Linked DNA regions of Homo sapiens: all the other regions are linked to region 1. Evidence: read pairs that join two places in POLR2A ChIA-PET (ENCODE). Cell type or tissue: HepG2. All regions are shown on one strand. Links, peaks and the distances in the headings refer to the core of each region. The heading gives the core; the rest is flanking DNA.

Region 1 (6,194 bases), core at 641-5,640:
GGATGGAAAGGCCGGCTGCACTACCTAAGGTGCTGGGCTGAGCGATGCTGACACTCCCTGCCTGTTTTTAGGGCCATCTCTGCTGCCAACCTGCACCTAAGGACCAATCACATCTATGTTTCATCTGACGACATCAAGGAGACTGGCTACACCTACATCCTTCCCAAGAATGTGCTTAAGAAGTTCATCTGCATATCTGACCTTCGGGCCCAAGTGAGTAAGTGGACTCAGCTAGGCCACAGTGTGTGCCCAACTCATTTTGTGCCTAAAACTCAGACCTGAGATTGTCTGGAACTTGAGATGCTGGTTTCAAGATTCATGGATGAGTAATTATACAAGGATAGCCAAAACAACGAGGTGGGTTTTGGCCCCATGAGATAGCAAAAGCTGTGGCAGCTGAGAGAAGGTAGTAATTGTAGTATTGGCCTGATAGTATTTGGAAGAGAACAGATATGGTCAGAAACAAATTCCTGACCAGGTGTGCGTGCTGGCTCATGCCTGTAATCCCAACACTCGGCTGGGCACAGTGGCTAATGCCTATAATCCCAGCACTTTGGGAGGCCTAGGTGGGTGGATCACCTGAGGTCAGGGGTTTGAGACCAGCCTGACCAATATGGTGAAACCCTGTCTCTACTAAAAATACAAAAAATTAGCCAGGCATGGTGGCATGCGCCCGTAGTTGCAGCTACTAGGGAGGTTGAGACAGGAGAATTGCTTGAACCCGGGAGGTGAGGTGGAGCTTGCAGTGAGCCAAGATTGCATCACTGCACTCCAGCCTGGGCAACAGAGCAAGACCCCGTCTAAAAAAACAAAACCAAAAAAAACGTGGCTGTAGTCCCAGCTACTCAGGAGGATGAGGTTGCTTGAACGCAAGCAGTGAGCTTTGATGACCCCACTGCACTCCAGGCTGGGCACAGTGGCTCATGACTGTAATCCCAGCACTGTGGGAGGCCGAGGTGGGCAGATCTTTTGAGCCCAGGAGTTCGAGACCAGCCTGGGCAACATGACGAAATGGAGTCTCTACAAAAAAAAAAAAAAAAAACTAGCCAGGCATGGTGGCATACACCTGTAATCTCAGCTACTCAGGAGGCTGAGGTGGGAGGATCACCTGATCCTGGAGGGTGGTGAGTGTAGTGAGCTGAGATCATGTCACTGCCTGCTAGCCTGGGTGACAGAGTGATACCCTGCTTCAAAAAAGAGAAAAGATGCATAACTTTACTAGTGTATCAGGGATATTATAGTTTATAAAACATCATTTTGGGCCAAGGTGGGTGAATCACTTGAGGTCAGGAGTTCAAGACCAGCTTGGCCAACGTGGCGAAACCCCGTCTCTCTTAAATATATGAAAATTAGCGGGGCATGGTGGCATGTGCCTGTAGTCCCAGCTACTCAGGAAGCTGAGGCAGGAGAATTGCTTGAACCCAGGAGGCGGAGGTCGCAGTGAGCTGAGATCACACCACTGCACTCCAGCCTTGCTGACAGAGTGAGACTCCATCTCAAACCCACTATTTAGTGGCTGTCAGGTTGGCAAATTTGAAAAGATTGTTAATATCCTGTGTGGGTGAGTTTATAGTAAACAGATCCTCTTTCTTTCTTGGTGATAATGTAAAACTTAAAATAGCACCAAGTGCTGGTTTTCCAGATGTTTTCAGCTTGTGAAAATACACTGAGCTGCATGTGTGCTCATTTGCTTGTGAATACTATGCTTAATAATCAGCTGGGGAGCTTGTGAGCAGTGCAGATTCCTGGACCCCACTCAGGAGATTCTGATGTGGTAAGTCCGCGATGAGGTCCATGTCTAACATTTTGAACAAGCACCCCAGCTGATTCTGATACAGGGGGTTCTGATCACGTTTTAAGAAACTCTGTCCTCGTTCTTGGGGGAAGGAAGGAAACAGAGGGCTGGCAGCTCCAACTCTGACCTGGTACTAAGAAGAGTTTTGGTTCCTGACCCCTTTGTCTCCAGATTGCAGGATACCTATATGGGGTGAGCCCACCAGATAACCCCCAGGTGAAGGAGATCCGCTGCATTGTGATGGTGCCGCAGTGGGGCACTCACCAGACCGTGCACCTGCCTGGCCAGCTGCCCCAGCATGAGTACCTCAAGGTAATGGGGAGTGATGGAGCCTGGGAGTGTGGAAAAGCTGGTGCGATTCCTGTCTGTGGATGGGATTCAGCTCTGTACTCCTCTTTACCTATAGGAGATGGAACCCTTAGGTTGGATCCACACTCAGCCCAATGAGTCCCCGCAGTTATCACCCCAGGATGTCACCACCCATGCCAAGATCATGGCTGACAACCCATCTTGGGATGGCGAGAAGACCATTATCATCACATGCAGGTGGGCCTGGGCTCCTTGGGAGGAAGTATGGTGGGGCAGGGATTGCAGGCCAGGGCCCAGAACAGTGGCCTGAGCTGTTACTCTGTCCTCGTTCCTCCCCCAGCTTCACGCCAGGCTCCTGTACACTGACGGCCTACAAGCTGACCCCCAGTGGCTACGAATGGGGCCGCCAGAACACAGACAAGGGCAACAACCCCAAGGGCTACCTGCCTTCACACTATGAGAGGGTGCAGATGCTGCTGTCGGACCGTTTCCTTGGCTTCTTCATGGTCCCTGCCCAGTCCTCGTGGAACTACAACTTCATGGGTAAGTGGGAGGAGCCTGGGGATGTGGGGATAGCAGTAGGGATAAGGTGAGGCCATCGCCCTTTGCACTTGGGGCCTGGCTGGCTTGGAGGTGGCGCAGGCTGCATGAGGCAGGAGCCCTGTTAACATTGGCTGTTTCCTTCTCCCCGAAGGTGTTCGGCATGACCCCAACATGAAATATGAGCTACAGCTGGCGAACCCCAAAGAGTTCTACCACGAGGTGCACAGGCCCTCTCACTTCCTCAACTTTGCTCTCCTGCAGGAGGGGGAGGTTTACTCTGCGGATCGGGAGGACCTGTATGCCTGACCGTTTCCCTGCCTCCTGCTTCAGCCTCCCGAGGCCGAAGCCTCAGCCCCTCCAGACAGGCCGCTGACATTCAGCAGTTTGGCCTCTTTCCCTCTGTCTGTGCTTGTGTTGTTGACCTCCTGATGGCTTGTCATCCTGAATAAAATATAATAATAAATTTTGTATAAATAGGAGTTCAGGGGCTGGTTTGTTTTTTTTTTCCCCCCCAAACTCAAATTCTGGATTTAGGTCTAACAGGAGGCTGGACTGGAGCGGTTCACAGCAAGATGCTGGGCTCGGCTGTGAAGGGGGGAGTATGAGGCCCCCTTCCTATTCAGGGCTTTGGGGTAGATAGCCCCTGGACTCAGTGGAGACCTGAGGCAGGGCTGGGCTTTCACACTCCGCTGCCTTGACCACATTTGCTGCTTTTTCCACAAAACTACTTGGAAGCTCTCGCCTCCTTTCCACAGTTTTGGGAGCAGTTGCCCTTTCCCGGGTCTAGGAACTCTGTGGCTTGTGCTGAGCGGCTGCGGTGTCCAGCCCAGCCCTTTAAGCTTTCTGTGTCAGTCCTGGTCAGGAAAACAAGCACACAGGCAGGCAGTTTGTGTACAGCCGGGCGGAGGCCAGAGACCGGCTGCCTACCTGTCACCTCTCGCCTGGAGCGGGCCACTGCCAAGTTGGCCCCATGACTCCAAACGGGCGGAGCCTGGATTGGGCCTGTGGGGAGGGCTCCACTCAAGTGACCACTTGCAGCCCTGAACCTCAGCTCTTGGACGCCTGGCTGGAAGTTGGCTGTCTTGTTTCCTGTGACCTTGGGGGTGGAAAGGACAGAGCCCAGGCGACCTAGGGCACTATCTCCCTACCCCACGCCTTCTCCCTTCCTCGTTCCTCCCTACCCTTATCGCTTCTACCCCGCCCACACCGCCCTAAACGGCTTCCTGGGGCGGAACTGTTTCGCTTTTCCCCGTCCCAGTGGAGGGTGGGGTGGGGGGGTCGCAGCCCTAAGCCTCTGGGAGACATGGAGCCCAGGAGGGCGGCGCCCGGGGTGCCTGGCTGGGGGTCTCGGGAGGCCGCGGGGTCGGCATCGGCCGCGGAGCTTGTGTACCATCTAGCCGGGGCCCTGGGCACTGAGCTGCAGGATCTGGCGCGCCGTTTCGGGCCGGAGGCGGCGGCCGGGCTGGTGCCGCTAGTGGTGCGGGCGCTGGAGCTCTTGGAACAGGCTGCCGTGGGGCCCGCCCCGGACTCGGTGAGTCATGGCCCTCCCTTCGCCACCCACGGGGCCGGCAGGGCCGAAGCCTGAGACCCGGGTCTCCCCAGCTGCAGGTGTCGGCGCAGCCGGCGGAGCAGGAGCTGCGGCGGCTGCGGGAGGAGAACGAGCGCCTCCGCAGGGAGCTGCGCGCGGGGCCACAGGGTAAGCGCAGCCCCGGCCAGGGCAGGGCGGGTGACGACCTGCTCGGGTCCTCCCCTCCCTCCCGCGGGCCGCGCGCCGCCGCCGCTAAGAACGCCCCTTCCTCAGAGGAGCGCGCGCTGCTGCGGCAGCTCAAGGAGGTCACGGACCGACAGCGGGACGAACTCCGGGCGCACAACCGCGACCTGCGGCAGCGCGGCCAGGAGACCGAGGCGGTGAGGGCGGGGCGGGGCTCTGGGGCGGGGCGGGGGCGGAGCGTGGCAGGCGCTGGGCGGGGCTCCGGGGGCGGGGGCGGAGCGAGGCAGGCGCTGGGCGGGGCTCCGGGGGGCCCTCGGTGCCCCGCCCACCCCACCCTTTGCTCCGCTCCCAGTTGCAGGAGCAGCTGCAGCGCCTCCTGCTGGTGAACGCTGAGCTGCGGCACAAGCTGGCGGCCATGCAGACCCAGCTGCGCGCCGCGCAGGACCGCGAGAGGGAGCGCCAGCAGCCTGGCGAAGCCGCGACTCCGCAGGCTAAAGAGCGAGCGCGGGGGCAGGCCGGGCGGCCCGGGCACCAGCACGGACAGGAGCCCGAATGGGCGACCGCCGGCGCAGGCGCCCCAGGGAACCCTGAGGACCCGGTGAGTGCCGTATGAGGGCAAGGACCCAGCCCAGGACGCAGCGTCCAGCCCTCGGTGGGCACTCAAGCAAGGTTTGCATGCTGCACAGCAGGTCGGCCAGGAAGCGGGGAGGTGGCAGACAGATCTGCGCCCCCGGCCGGCCTCGGCCCCCGCTCTCAGCTGGAGCACTGCTCTGTTATCTGTTAGGGCACCCTTGTCCCCCAAGTCTCCCGGCCCGTCACTTCCTCTAGCATTCCCATGATGGCCCTGGGGCGGGGGAACGCCAGCCGAGGCGACCCTCTGACTGTGCCTGTCCTTCCAAAGGCGGAGGCCGCGCAGCAGCTCGGGCGCCCCTCGGAGGCAGGGCAGTGCCGCTTCAGTCGGGAGGAGTTTGAGCAGATCCTTCAGGAGCGGAATGAACTCAAAGCCAAAGTGTTCCTGCTCAAGGAGGAACTGGCCTACTTCCAGCGGTGAGGACGCTGGGAAGCCGGGGGGCCTCCGATCACCCCACCTCATTCTCCAGTCATTGACATGTCCACAGTGACATGTGCCAGGCCTGCGCTGGGAACTGGGAGGACATGAATTGTACAGCCCTTGCCCTCCTGCAATGTCATCCAGACAGGGGAGAGGGACAGTACAAAGGGTTGCAGCTGCAGCAGCCAGGGAATCTCTCCTAGGAGGGGGCCACGGGGCCACCTAATTTAAGGTCTGAGGGTGTCAGCAAGGCAGAGCGCTTCCCGTGTTCAGGGAAGAGCTGCGTGCACAGGTACCAGGAGTGAGGACTGCGGCTGGCATCTCCACTGCTGGCATCCCCATGGCTGGCATCACCAGGGCTTTCTCCCTCCCTGCCCCTTTTCTTTAGGGAGCTGCTCACAGACCACCGGGTCCCCGGCCTTCTGCTCGAGGCCATGAAGGTGGCTGTCCGGAAGCAGCGGAAGAAGATCAAGGCCAAGATGTTAGGGACACCAGAGGAAGCAGAGAGCAGGTAGGTCCCTGCCTGCATTCCCACGGAGCCAGGCCTCCCTCCCTCATTCTGCTGAGCCTGATGACCCAGCCTGGTCACCCTCTGAGCCCATTGTCTCAGACTGAGGCTGTCACCCCAACCCGGTCACCCCTTGAGCCTCCCTAGCCTGGCCGCTTCTAGGGCCTGCTGACCTGCTCTGGCTGTGTCCCATGGCCGCTGTCCAGCCTGCGCCCTTCTCCCTGGATCTCACCACTCCCCTTGCCTTGCCTGCCATCCATTCTGCCTGACAACACTG
Region 2 (6,194 bases), core at 807-5,806, 160 kb before region 1:
ATTATAGTCAAAGAGAATAGTCTAGGTTATTCTATATTATTTCTTTTTATTGGAAAATAGGTATATTTTTTGTTAGTATGTGTATATGTCTCTATATTTATGTATTAGTTCAGCTTTATTAATTTTGTAGAGCATTTGTATATTTATTTCTTAAACTTCTTAGTTTGAAATAATTTCAGACTTACTTGCAAAAATAGTATAAAGAGGCCAGGCACAGTGGCTCACACCTGTGATCTAGCACTTTGGGAGGCCAAAGTGGGCAGATTGCCTGAGCTCAGAAGTTCAAGACCGGCCTCGGCAACATGATGAGACCCCATCTCTACTAAATATACAAAAAATTAGCTGGGCGTGGTGGCTCACACTCCTAGCTACTCCTGAGGCTGAGGCACAAGAATCACTTGCACCCAGGAGGCGGAGGTTGCAGTGAGCCGAGATCGTGCCAGTGCTGCACTACAGCCTGGGCAACAAAGTGAGACTCTGTCTCCAAAAAAAAAAGTACAAAGAATTGGTGAATTCTTCCAAATTTCGCAAGTGTTAACGTTTTACTACATTTACTTTATGATTCATTCTCATTATCTCTCTTCTGTCAGCCACTCAAGTATTTTCAGCAGTTGAAGTGGAGAATACTCCTTGATTCAAAAGACACCATATATTAGTCTCATTTTCCAGACTCAAGATCCTGGCTGGGCCCAGTAGCACATGCCTGTAATCCCAACACTTTGGGAGGCCCAGGCAGGCGGATCACTTGAGGTCAGGAGTTCAAGACAAACCTGGCCAAAATGGTGAAACCCTGCCTGTACTGAAAATACAAAAATTGGCTGAACGTGGTGGTGCATGCCTGTAATCCCCGCTACTCGGGAGGGTGAGGCAGGAGAATCACTTGAACCCAGGAGACAGAGTTTGCAGTGAGCTGAGATTGCACCACTGCACTCCAGCCTGGGTGACAGAGCGAAACTCTGTCTCAAAAAAAAAAAATCTTTTATGATGTATGATCCGAGGGATGGTTCGTTGGCCAATAATTATGAGATAAAGAATAAAAAATTAGCCTTCAGTCCTCTAAATAGAAATTCTGGCCAGGTGCGGTGGCTCACGCCTGTATTCCCAGCACTTTGGGAGGGTGAGGCAGGTGGACCATTTGAGGTCAGGAGTTCGAGACCAGCCTGGCTAACATGGTGAAATGCTTTCTCTACTAAAAATACAAAAATTAGCTGGGCCTGGTGATGGGCGCCTGTAATCCCACCTATTCAGGAGGCTGAGGCAGGAGAATCACTTGAACCAGGGAGGCGGAGGTTGCAGCGAGCCGAGATCATGATTCTGCACTCCAGCCTGGGTGACAGTGAGACTCCATCTCAAAAAAAAAAAAAAAAAAAAAAAGAAATTCTGCTGATCATTTGAGCCCAGGAGTTCAAGACCAGCCTGGGCAACATGGCAAAACCCCACCTCTACTAAAAGTACAAACATTAGCCAGGCCTGGTGGCACACATCCTCCCAATTAGTGCCAGCTACTCAGGAGGCTGAGGTGGGAGAATCATCTGAGCCTGGGAAGTCAAGGCTGCAGTGAGTGGAGATGGCACCACGGCACTCCAGCCTGGGTGACAGAGTGAGACCCTGTCTCAAAAAATTCTGGTCCCTGTGTCTCTGAGACTATGAGATTTCTTTCCTCTAATCACATTGCACAATGTACATATCCTCATGTGTGTGAAATGTTTTGCGGGCCCACTTTCTTGTTTTGAGGGCAATGGTTTAGAGCTTTCCTTGAAATAACACATTTCTGCTTACTTTGTTTCCTCCTTTCTTCATGCAGACCTGAGGATGAGCTGTTTCTAAAAAGACTTTCTAAAGGTTACTTGGTGGGAAAGGACTCGGACGCTCCTCTTTTCTACAGAGAAGAAGGAAACAAAAAATTTCAGGAGAAAGATTACACAGGAGCTGCAGTGCTGTACTCTAAGGTAAAACACTCCCAGCTCAAGCAATTTATTATTTATTTTTCTCTGAGACAGAATCTTGCTGTGTTACCCAGGCTGGAGTACAGTGGTATAATCTCAGCTCACTGCAACATTCGCCTCCTGGGTTCAAGCGATCCTCCCACCTTAGTCTCCTGAGTAGCTGGGATTACAGGCATGTGGCACCACGCCCAGCTAATTTTTGTATTTTTAGTAGAGATGGGTTTTCGCCATGTTGGCCAGGCTGGTCTCAAACTACTGACCTCAGGTGTTGCGCCCGCCTCAGCCTCCCAAAGTGCTGGGATTACAGGCATGAGCCACCATGCCCTGCCCAGCCCAGCAATGTAACAATGCGTGTTTCTTCAGGAGATGGACCCATATTGCTAAATTGTATAGCCAGTGTTATCTTTGTCTATAATTTATTGAATGGATTTGAAAAAGAAACCTGGCGGAATTCTGCTGTGGTTATAGTCTGAAACAAAAGGTAGTTTTTAGGCCCAGCACAGTGGTTCACACCCGTAATCCCAGCCCTTTGGGAGGCTGAGTCGGGAGGATCACTTGAGGCCAGGGGTTCAAGACCAGCCTGGACAATATAGGGAGACCCCTTCTCCACACACACAAATTTTTTTTAAATTAGCCTGACTAGTGGTGGCATGCATCTGTGGTCCTGAAACGGAAAAAGTTCCCTTGTTCCCCTCGCAGGGCGTGCGATGGAGGTGTGGCTCGCTTCCTCCGTGCCCTGCTACTCAAACCTCTAGGGGAGCATATAGATGGGCAGGCTGCGGGGCTCCGACCCCAGGGCAGTGTCTAGGGATGAATGTTTACAGTTGAAGCCCCAGTGGGCGTGTGTTACAGGGTGCTCTTTTAGTTTGCTGTCTATACGCGGCTTGTGTTAACCAGCTCAGTTAAACTCTCCACCTTGTCGCAAGGACAGAGGGCTTCCTGTATCCCGGGTTCTTGCCTTGGTGTGCTGGAAGAATCGGATCACACGTGGGCTTTAAGAATGAGTGCAAGGTTTTATTGAGTAGAAGTAGCTCTCAGCAGGTTGGGAGCCAGAAGGGAGATGGTTTTCCCCTGGAGTCAGGCCACTCAGAGGCCCACCTCTTTACCAGCTGCTCTGGCCAAAGTCCGTGTCCTTCTGCACTGGTCGATGGCATGCCGATGCCTGTCGGCTGCTCTTCCGCCGGCATACTCCTGACAACATCCAGCTGCTTATGTGTCTGCCTGCTAGGGTCTTGGGTTTTTATAGGCCCAGGCTGGGGGGCGTGGCAAACCAGGGTGGTCTTGGAAAATGCAACATTTGGGCGCGAAGGCGGGAGTGCTTGTCCTCACCTGGGTCAGTGGACACAGGCCCAAGGGTGAAGCCCTACCCAGGGACCCGCCTTTCTCTACACAGCAGTTCCCTGCCCCCCTCCCATATCAGTCCCAGCCAGTCAGGAGGCTGAGGCAGGAGGGTCACTGAGCCCGGGAGTTCCAGGCTTCAGTGAGCTGTGATCACTGCAACATTTGCCTCCCGGGTTCAAGCGATCCTCCCACCTTAGTCTCCTGAGTAGCTGGGATTACAGGTATGCGGCACCACGCCCAGCTAATTTTTGTATTTTTAGTAGAGATGGGTTTTCGCCATGTTGGCCAGGCTGGTCTCTGCACTACCCTGGGTGACAGAGTGAGACCCTGACTCAAAAAAAAAAAAGTAATTTATGTGTTCTGAATTTCTTCAAGAAACTTCTATTTCCATATTCCTTCCGATACCCTGTAGCAGTAAGCTTATGGGCCCCTCGCCTGCCTTGCCCATGTCTGTCAGCCCTTGTTGAACTACATGCCATTTTTGTCTGAATGTCTGATGAGACTGTTAGCTTGATAGAATTAGTAATCTATTATTCTTGGCTGGGCACAGTGGCTCACACTTGTAATCCCAGCCCTTTGGGAGGCTGAGGCAGGAGGATTGTTTAAGCCCAGGAGTTCAAGACCAGCCTGGGCAACATAGCAAGACCCCATCTGTAAAATAACGTATAAATGGGCCGGACACAGTGGCTCACACCTGTAATCCCAGCATTTTGGGAGGCCGAGGTGGGTGGATCAGGAGATTGAGACCGTCCTGGCTAACATGGTGAAACCCCATCTCTACTAAAAATACAAAAAATTAGCCGGGCACGGTGGCGGGCGCCTGTAGTCCCACCTACTCAGGAGGCTGAGGCAGGAGAATGGCGTGAACCCGGGAGGCGGAGCTTGCAGTGAGCCGAGATCGCGCCACTGCACTCCAGCCTGGGCGACAGAGCGAGACTGTCTCAAAACAATAATAATAGGCCGGGCGCGGTGGCTCACGCCTATAATCCCAGCACTTTGGGAGGCCGAGGCGGGTGGATCACAAGGTCAGGGGTTTGAGACCAGCCTGACCAACATGGTGAAACCCCGTCTCTACTAAAAATACAAAAAAATTAGCTGGGCGTGGTGGCGGGCGCCTGTAATCTCAGCTACTCAGGAGGCTGAGGCAGGAGAATTGCTTGAACCCGGGAGGCAGAGGTTGCAGTGAGCCGAGATCGCACCACTGCACTCCAGCCTGGGCGACAGAGCAAGACTCTGTCTCAAAAAAAAAAATAATAATAATAATAACAATAATAATAATGTATAAATGACTCTTATTGTCCTGCTTTCATAGTAAGAACTGGAACAAGATCCCCTGAGCAACTTCCTTCCGTAGCTTTTAAGATACTTATATGGGCTTAAAGCAGGAGTATGACAATCTCTTGCACCAGTTCTGTGACCTTGGATATTAAAAGAATAAGTTTAAATTTGAAGGGTAGGCTGGGCACAGTGGCTCACTCGTGTAATTCCAACACTTTGGGAGACCGAGGCGGGAGGATTGCCTGAGCCCAGGAGTTCAAGACAGGCCTAGGCAACACAGCGAGGCCCTGTCTCTGTTAAAAACAAAATTTGTTTTTCATTTGAAGGGTGTACATCCTACTCTGAATCTTTAACAGGTTTATGCTTGAACGTGCTTGAAGTTTGGGATTAATTTTCCAAAAACGATCACACCTACAACAGCAGCTTCTACAGCTGATAAAATCCCTGCTTTGTAGTGTTGTAATAAAGTATTTAGCTAAATAATGTAAGCTTTAGTGGTTGCTGAGGGATTAAAGTCCATTAGGTGTAATGATCCAGTGATAAATGGCTTAATAGTTCTTTTTTCAGAGCTAATCTCTTCAACTTTATGTATGTGCATCATAAATGTGATCACATGGGAAGTTCTTCAAGGAAAACAGGGAAAATAAAAACTGAAGCCAGAGAAAAAATTAAGGTTTGCTCTGAATGTGGAGGGAGATGAGCCTTCCTATTTCATGAAGCCAGTATGTTGGTGATTATGGTACTCTGCAATTTTCTAGAAAGCTGCTATTTTCTTTCTTTTTAAAAATATTTGTTGTTTTTGTCTGATTGTAAAAGTAATATATGTTTACTTCGGAAAGTACAGAGGAGCATAAAGAGTAAAAAAAAACCTCATAACCAGTGATAGGCACTGTTAACATTTTTGCTTACGTCCATCCAGCCAGACTTTTTCCTCCGAAAATACGTTTTTCTTTTACAAAATTGGGATAATGCTGCACTTTCTCTTTTGTGACCTGCTTTTTTCCTTCGACAATTGATTGTGCCCATTTTCTCATGTTATTAAATTTTCCACTGGAACATGGTTCTTTACGGCTGGCTTAGTGTTCCATGACAGAGAAAAAACCGTACTTGATTTCACATCTCCTAATGTTGGCAAATTGTTCGGGATCATAATACTGCAATGAGCATCTTTCTATGTAAATATGTGTATATATCTGATTGCTTGCTTAGGATAAATTCCTAGAAGGGTAATTGCTGGGGCAGAAGGAATGTATTTTTTAAGGTCTTTGGTATTTGATGCTGAATTGTTCTCCAGGAAAGAACTAGTTAACATCCCCTCTGGCAGACTATGGGGATATTAATTTCTCCATATCCCAAGCAGTACTGGTTGTGATGATTACGGTTTTATTATTATATCGATTTATTTGTGAGGAGGGAATCTGTTCATGTAGATTTTAAAAGTGCAAGAGTGTCCAGCGTCATCTGCCTCTCCTGTCCCCTGACCACATGATTTTCTGTTCCCATAAACTAGCACTGTTGAGTATATTTCCAGAGCATACTCCAGGCGTGTGTAAATACAGCCTTCCACTCCTGCACACACACCGTGTTTTTACATCAGTAACATTCTGCGCATATTGTTCAGCACCATGC
Region 3 (6,194 bases), core at 673-5,672, 87 kb before region 1:
GCTCCTTCCCACCCTCACTGTCCGGCTCCTCACTCCCTGCATCAGGCTCCTTCCCACCCTCACTGTCCTGCGCCTCACTCCCTGCATCAGGCCACTTCCCACCCTCACTGTCCTGTGCCTCACTCCCTGCATCAGGCTCCTTCCCACCCTCACTGTCCTGCGCCTCACTCCCTGCATCAGGCTCCTTCCCACCCTCACTGTCCTGCGCCTCACTCCCTGCATCAGGCCGCCTCCCACCCTCACTGTCCTGCTCCTCACTCCCTGCATCAGGCTCCTTCCCACCCTCACTGTCCTGCGCCTCACTCCCTGCATCAGGCCGCCTCCCACCCTCACTGTCCTGCGCCTCACTCCCTGCATCAGGCTCCTTCCCACCCTCACTGTCCGGCTCCTCACTCCCTGCATCAGGCCACCTCCCACCCTCACTGTCCTGCTCCTCACTCCCTGCATCAGGCTCCTTCCCACCCTCACTGTCCGGCTCCTCACTCCCTGCATCAGGCTCCTTCCCACCCTCACTGTCCTGCGCCTCACTCCCTGCATCAGGCCCCTTCCCACCCTCACTGTCCTGCGCCTCACTCCCTGCATCAGGCTCCTTCCCACCCTCACTGTCCTGCGCCTCACTCCCTGCATCAGGCCGCCTCCCACCCTCACTGTCCTGCGCCTCACTCCCTGCATCAGGCCACTTCCCACCCTCACTGTCCTGCTCCTCACTCCCTGCATCAGGCTCCTTCCCACCCTCACTGTCCTGCGCCTCACTCCCTGCATCAGGCTCCTTCCCACCCTCACTGTCCTGCGCCTCACTCCCTGCATCAGGCTCCTTCCCACCCTCACTGTCCTGCGCCTCACTCCCTGCATCAGGCCGCTTCCCGCCCTCACACCTGCTCCTCACTCCCTGCATCAGGCCACTTCCCACCCTCACTGTCCTGCTCCTCACTCCCTGCATCAGGCTCCTTCCCACCCTCACTGTCCGGCTCCTCACTCCCTGCATCAGGCTCCTTCCCACCCTCACTGTCCTGCTCCTCACTCCCTGCATCAGGCTCCTTCCCACCCTCACTGTCCTGCGCCTCACTCCCTGCATCAGGCTCCTTCCCACCCTCACTGTCCTGCGCCTCACTCCCTGCATCAGGCCGCCTCCCACCCTCACTGTCCGGCTCCTCACTCCCTGCATCAGGCTCCTTCCCACCCTCACTGTCCTGCGCCTCACTCCCTGCATCAGGCTCCTTCCCACCCTCACTGTCCTGCGCCTCACTCCCTGCATCAGGCTCCTTCCCACCCTCACTGTCCTGCGCCTCACTCCCTGCATCAGGCTCCTTCCCACCCTCACTGTCCTGCGCCTCACTCCCTGCATCAGGCTCCTTCCCACCCTCACTGTCCTGCGCCTCACTCCCTGCATCAGGCTCCTTCCCACCCTCACTGTCCTGCGCCTCACTCCCTGCATCAGGCTCCTTCCCACCCTCACTGTCCTGCGCCTCACTCCCTGCATCAGGCCGCCTCCTACCCTCACTGTCCTGCTCCTCACTCCCTCCATCAGGCCCCTTCCCACCCTCACTGTCCTGGAAACTGCTGGGTCTCGACTTTCCCCACCCTGACACCACCAGCAAGATAAGCCTCAGGCTGGGCGTGGTGGCTCATGCCTGTAATCCCAACACTTTGGGAGGCCGAGGCAGGAGGATCGCTTGAGCCCAGGAGTTGGAGACCAGCTTGGGCAACATAGTCAGACTCCATCTCTATTGAAAAAAAAAAAAAAGACAAGCCTCAGTTCACCCCATGGCTCTTCCAAAGGATTTATTGGTCCTATTTACATCTATTGCAAATTGTGAGAAGGCAGCAGGGGCCAACCCCTGGACCTCATCTCTGTCTAGAATGTGAGGTCGCAGGGATGCTTAAGTCTTCCTCTGGCAGAGACCCGAGGTGCAGAGATGATTCTTCTCACCCCTTCTCTCAGGGTCGTGGAGCCCCAGCAGGGGTTCAGGGCCCAGAGGCTGCCCCCTCAGCTGAAGGCACAAACACTGTGGTAGGGGTGGGCAGACAACGCATGGACTCACTCCTGGCAGGCGCCACTGGCCAAGTGCACCTTTTCCCCCTGCTCCTAGCCTCCTTCTTCCTTCCCGTCCCGGTCCCACACTGGCCAGGGCCTGGATGGGTGGCCACTTAAACCCCAGACCCAAGCCCTTAACTCCTGGACCACGGCCAGCCTTCCTTAGGCTGGAATCCAAGCACCATCAGTGCCCTGGACCAGGCCAGCTTCCCTGTCCTAGAGGGATGGGACAGAGAGTGCCCAGCGGGGGCTGAGGGGCTAGAGACCGGCTGGGCAGGGCCAGTCTCCCTTCCCCTTCCCGAGCTTCCCTGTCCTCATGTGGACCCAGAGGGCAGAGCTGGGGAGAAGTGAAGGTAGCAACGCTTCCTCCTGCTCTTAACTTCCTGCTTGCTAGGAGCCCTGTGTCCCCAAGCCATGAATGAGACCCCTCTGGCAGGCTTGGTGGCTCTGGTGATTCAGGGGCCAGGACTCCCCCACTCCATTTGCAGGCCCTAGTTGGCAGGCCATGTGGGCACCCAGGGCGTGGGACCCAGGGCCTCCCTGGAGGGAGCTGCTGCTCAGGGAACAGGGTGAGTGGACACGCGCCCGCAGATGTCTTCCCACCCTTGCCCGGCCAGCTCCTGCCTCAGTCTATGCCAGGAGGCGGATAACCCCGTTGTCTGAGCCCAGCAGGAGGTGGCGTTTAGTGGGCAGCAAGGCCAGGCTGGTGAGCGTGCCGCGGAAGTTCTCAGAGCTGAGCTTCGTGGTGGCCTGCGAGGGTGGCTCAAGCAGGGAGCAGACGCCAATCTTGTTGGACACGGTGCCAGTGACCACCTCGCTGCCGTACAGGTCAAAGGTGTGGATGGGGTCGGATGCTGACTTGTAGTGATGGGTGGGCTTCTGCTCCAGCTCCTTCCAGACGGTCAAGGAATGGTCAGAGGAGGAGCTGACCAGGACGCTGCCCTCCACCGCCTGTCCCGGGAGAGGAGAGCCTCAGCAGGAGCCTGGGTCCTTCTGCATACCCTTGGGCCCCAAGGCCTTCCCAGTTCCCTCCGCAGTTTCTCTCCAGGGAGACAGGCCGTCCTGGGTGGGTGACAAGCCGCCACCCTCCCACACACACCATATTCACGTTGGTTCATTTTAATACGCTCAGCATCCGTAACCCAGTCGTCACTCTAACTTGAGAACTACGCACAGGCATGGTGCCAGGCGTGCACGTGACGACCTTGACCTTCGTAACAACCCTATGCGGTGGATGCTGCCATTGTCCCCATTTCACAAACAGGAAAAGTGAGGCTCAGAGAAGTGAAGTAACCATACCAAGGTCATGGGGCCAGCAAGCAGCAGAGCTGGGATTAACACCCAGGCTGACCCCAGAGCCCTCCTGACACTTTCTTGGAAAGTTAGAATTTGGGGGCACCTTGAGCTGAGGGTTCCCTGGGGCTCTGGAGGGAGCCAGCGACAGCCTGCTGTCAGCAGGGCAATGCAAGACTCCTGGCCTCCAGCCAAGCTGGGGAGGAAAGTCCCAGCTGCCTGCAGAAATCCTCCCACACGAAGCCCTGTTCCTCCCCTCCTGGGCCTCCCTGAGCAGCTCCCCGAGGCCTGTGACTGAGAATGGAGGGAGGGGGAGGGGAAGGAGACGGGGACAGGATCCCCATGCCCAGGCGTGCTCCTGCCCCCAGCCAGGGCAGCCCGGCAGGGCCATGGACTCTGCTCAGCGGTCTACAGGCAGTAAACAGCCTCCCAGCTCAGCTTTATTTAACCTGAACTAGGTCACGGACAGGGCCTGACCCCTGATCCTCCAAGCAAGACAAATATGGACAAGGGTTACTCATTAGAACATCGCCATGAGCAACAGGGTCAGCCCTGCCCCATAGCTCCCGCCCCACTGCCCCGTGGCTCCCGCCCCCATGGCCTGCCTCCTGCTGAGACCCCTGCAGTGCAACTGGCTCCCAAGGTGGACCGAGAGGGCTACCCTCCCTGCCCAGTTAGTCCTGGACCAGGTATATAAGACAGACCAGTTCGAGCCTGAACCCGGGCAGGCAGACCCTAAGCAGGGGTGATGGCTGGACAGGGGCGGGGGTTGGGCAGCAAGGGGAGGGAGACCCGGCCCGTCACCTTGATCTGCAGAATGTCCCCCTCGTGGGCTGGCCAGCCTCGCAGAACCAGGCCTGTGCGGGTGTCCAGGAGCACCATGAAGCCTGAGGAGAAGCCGGCCACGACACTACGGCCACTGGGGCTGATGGCCAGGGCACGGACAAGCCCAGGGTTCAGCCCACCGCCCAGTCGGAACTCGTGCTGCAGGGAGAGGGCGGCTGAGCTGAGGCACCACCTTCCCATCTCACACTCCCCAAGGCCCTGCCCACCACCCAAGCCCACACAGCAGGAAGGCCTGAGCCTCTGACCCTCATCAGGGGGCATGAAAAGCCCAGAACCCCACCCCCATCACAGGCCAGAGTCCTGCCCCGCAGGATGTGTGGCTGTGGGTGATCTAGCACCAAAGAGAAACTAACTAGGGCCCCAGAACAACATCCTGGCTTTCTGTTTTTGGGGAGTCTCTCCTCCTTGCCAGGTCCCCAGAGAACCAGGCGAGTGCTCAGGGAACTGGACCCCCCTGACCTGCAGACCAGGCTTCCTGCAGTCCACAAAGCGCAGGGTAGAGTCAGAGCTGGCCATGGTGATGCTGGTGTGGGGGGCGGGCATGACAGCCACCGCAGTCAGGGGCACCCGGCTGTCCAGCGGCTCCACTGTGCGAAGGGTCTTCCCTGGGAAGGAAAGTCACAGTGGATCTGGGGTCCCAGCAGCTGACGGAAGAGCCCTGGGAGCTTCTAATCCCCCAACTCACCGCACACCTGCCTCCCGTCCCCCAGGGATCCTTAGAAAATGCTAAAGATGTTTCTCTTTTTTTGAGATGGAGTCTCGCTTTGTCGCCCAGGCTGGAGTGCAGTGGTGCAATCTCGGCTCACTGCAACCTCCACCTCCCAGGTTCAAGCAATTCTCTTGCCTCAGCCTCCCGAATAGCTGGGACTACAGGCGTCCGCCACCACGCCTGGCTAATTTTTTGTATTTTTGGTAGAGACGGGGTTTTACCATGTTAGCCTGGATGGTCTCGATCTCCTGACCTCATGATCCACCCACTTTGGCCTCCCAAAGTGCTGGGATTACAGGCGTGAGCCACCGCGTCCGGCCTTTTTTTGTATTCTTAGTAGAGATGGGGTTTCACCATGTCAGCCAGTCTGGTCTCCAACTCCTGGCCTCCCAGAGTGCTGAGATTACAGGCGTGAGCCACTGCATCGGCCTAAAGATGTTTCTTGACTCTCCCACCTTCCTGCTTCCATGGCCCGGCCAGGCTCCCATCCCCAAAGCAACCTCCTCTCTCTGCACAGTGCTGCTGACCCAATGCCACCTCCCTCTGTCTTCCCCGACACCATCCCTTTCCCCCTTTTAACCATATTTCTCCCTATGGTGACGCCAAAAAATAAGCAACCATTGACCAAATATCTGCTACACATGAAGCCAAAACCCTACATGTGTTATCTTCTTCTTTTTTTTTTTTTTGAGACAGAGTCTCGCTCTGTTGCCCGGGCTGGAGTGCAGTGGTGCGATCTCGGCTCACGGCAACCTCTGCCACCTGAGTTTGAGAGATTCTCCTGCCTCAGCCTCCTGTGTAGTTGGGAGTACAGGCACCCGCCACCACGCCCGGCTAATTTTTGTATTTTTAGTAGAGACGGGGTTTCACCATGTTAGCCAGGATGATCTCGATCTCCTGACCTCGTGATCCACCCGCCTCAGCCTCCCAAAGTGCTGGGATTACAGGCGTGAGCCACTGCGCCCGGCTGTGTGTTATCTTCTACGCCAGTTTTTCTGATTCTCAGTTTATAGATGGGAAAGGAGACGCTTCCAGCAGCAGGAACTTGCTCAAGGTCACTCAGCAAGTAAGCCGGTGGAGCCAATTCAGACTCAAGTCTAACAGATTCGAAGCCCTAACTGTTCTCCTAGGCGGCCTCGCTGGGTCTCCCCAAACTCCGCAGCATTACAGCCCCACCCTCGGGCCCCCTTCCTGGAGGCCTGGTGGGGCGCAGGAGCAGGAAGAGAACAGGCCTCACCTGGGCCCGCTCACCTGTGAAGGGGTCCCAGACGTGCACAGCCCCGTCACAGCTCACCACGTGCTGCGGGGCCT

What was found. Peaks named below come from ENCODE experiments on the same cell type or tissue, not always from the same donor. Only the 100,000 strongest peaks of a DNase experiment are listed, where the experiment ranks them.
Region 2: POLR2A ChIA-PET joins it to region 1 with 18 read pairs; 8 of 35 experiments call an interaction of 5 or more read pairs at or near these places.
Region 3: POLR2A ChIA-PET joins it to region 1 with 14 read pairs; 5 of 35 experiments call an interaction of 5 or more read pairs at or near these places.

What each region holds. Positions count from the first base shown.
Region 1 is chr17:1,647,561-1,653,754 of GRCh38, reverse strand. It overlaps RILP (Rab interacting lysosomal protein), which reads left to right and starts at 3,889. Exons shown (of 8, transcript NM_031430.3): 1 at 3,889-4,178; 2 at 4,250-4,343; 3 at 4,449-4,555; 4 at 4,711-4,956; 5 at 5,260-5,405; 6 at 5,798-5,920. The coding sequence starts at 3,951. PRPF8 (pre-mRNA processing factor 8) reads left to right here. Exons shown (of 43, transcript NM_006445.4): 39 at 72-213; 40 at 1,967-2,107; 41 at 2,202-2,341; 42 at 2,445-2,647; 43 at 2,799-3,126. The coding sequence ends at 2,953. RefSeq lists an enhancer at 2,142-2,652 and a silencer at 4,286-4,580. In HepG2, for the core only: CTCF peaks have their summits at 4,331, 4,775 (motif pointing left) and 5,295; DNase peaks (open chromatin) are centred at 3,664, 4,314 and 4,764; H3K4me3 peaks cover 2,133 bases.
Region 2 is chr17:1,807,726-1,813,919 of GRCh38, reverse strand. SMYD4 (SET and MYND domain containing 4) reads left to right here. Exons shown (of 11, transcript NM_052928.3): 3 at 1,805-1,949. Among named protein-coding and RNA genes, the nearest start is that of SMYD4, 19 kb to the left of the region's middle. In HepG2, for the core only: no CTCF peak of the experiment used is centred there; a DNase peak (open chromatin) is centred at 3,099.
Region 3 is chr17:1,734,157-1,740,350 of GRCh38, reverse strand. It overlaps WDR81 (WD repeat domain 81), which reads right to left. Exons shown (of 10, transcript NM_001163809.2): 7 at 6,135-6,194; 8 at 4,634-4,779; 9 at 4,133-4,312; 10 at 1,766-2,986. The coding sequence ends at 2,666. Among named protein-coding and RNA genes, the nearest start is that of SERPINF2, 5.6 kb to the left of the region's middle. RefSeq lists a silencer at 3,422-3,716 and enhancers at 3,957-4,472, 4,473-4,990. In HepG2, for the core only: no CTCF peak of the experiment used is centred there; DNase peaks (open chromatin) are centred at 3,290, 3,750 and 4,370.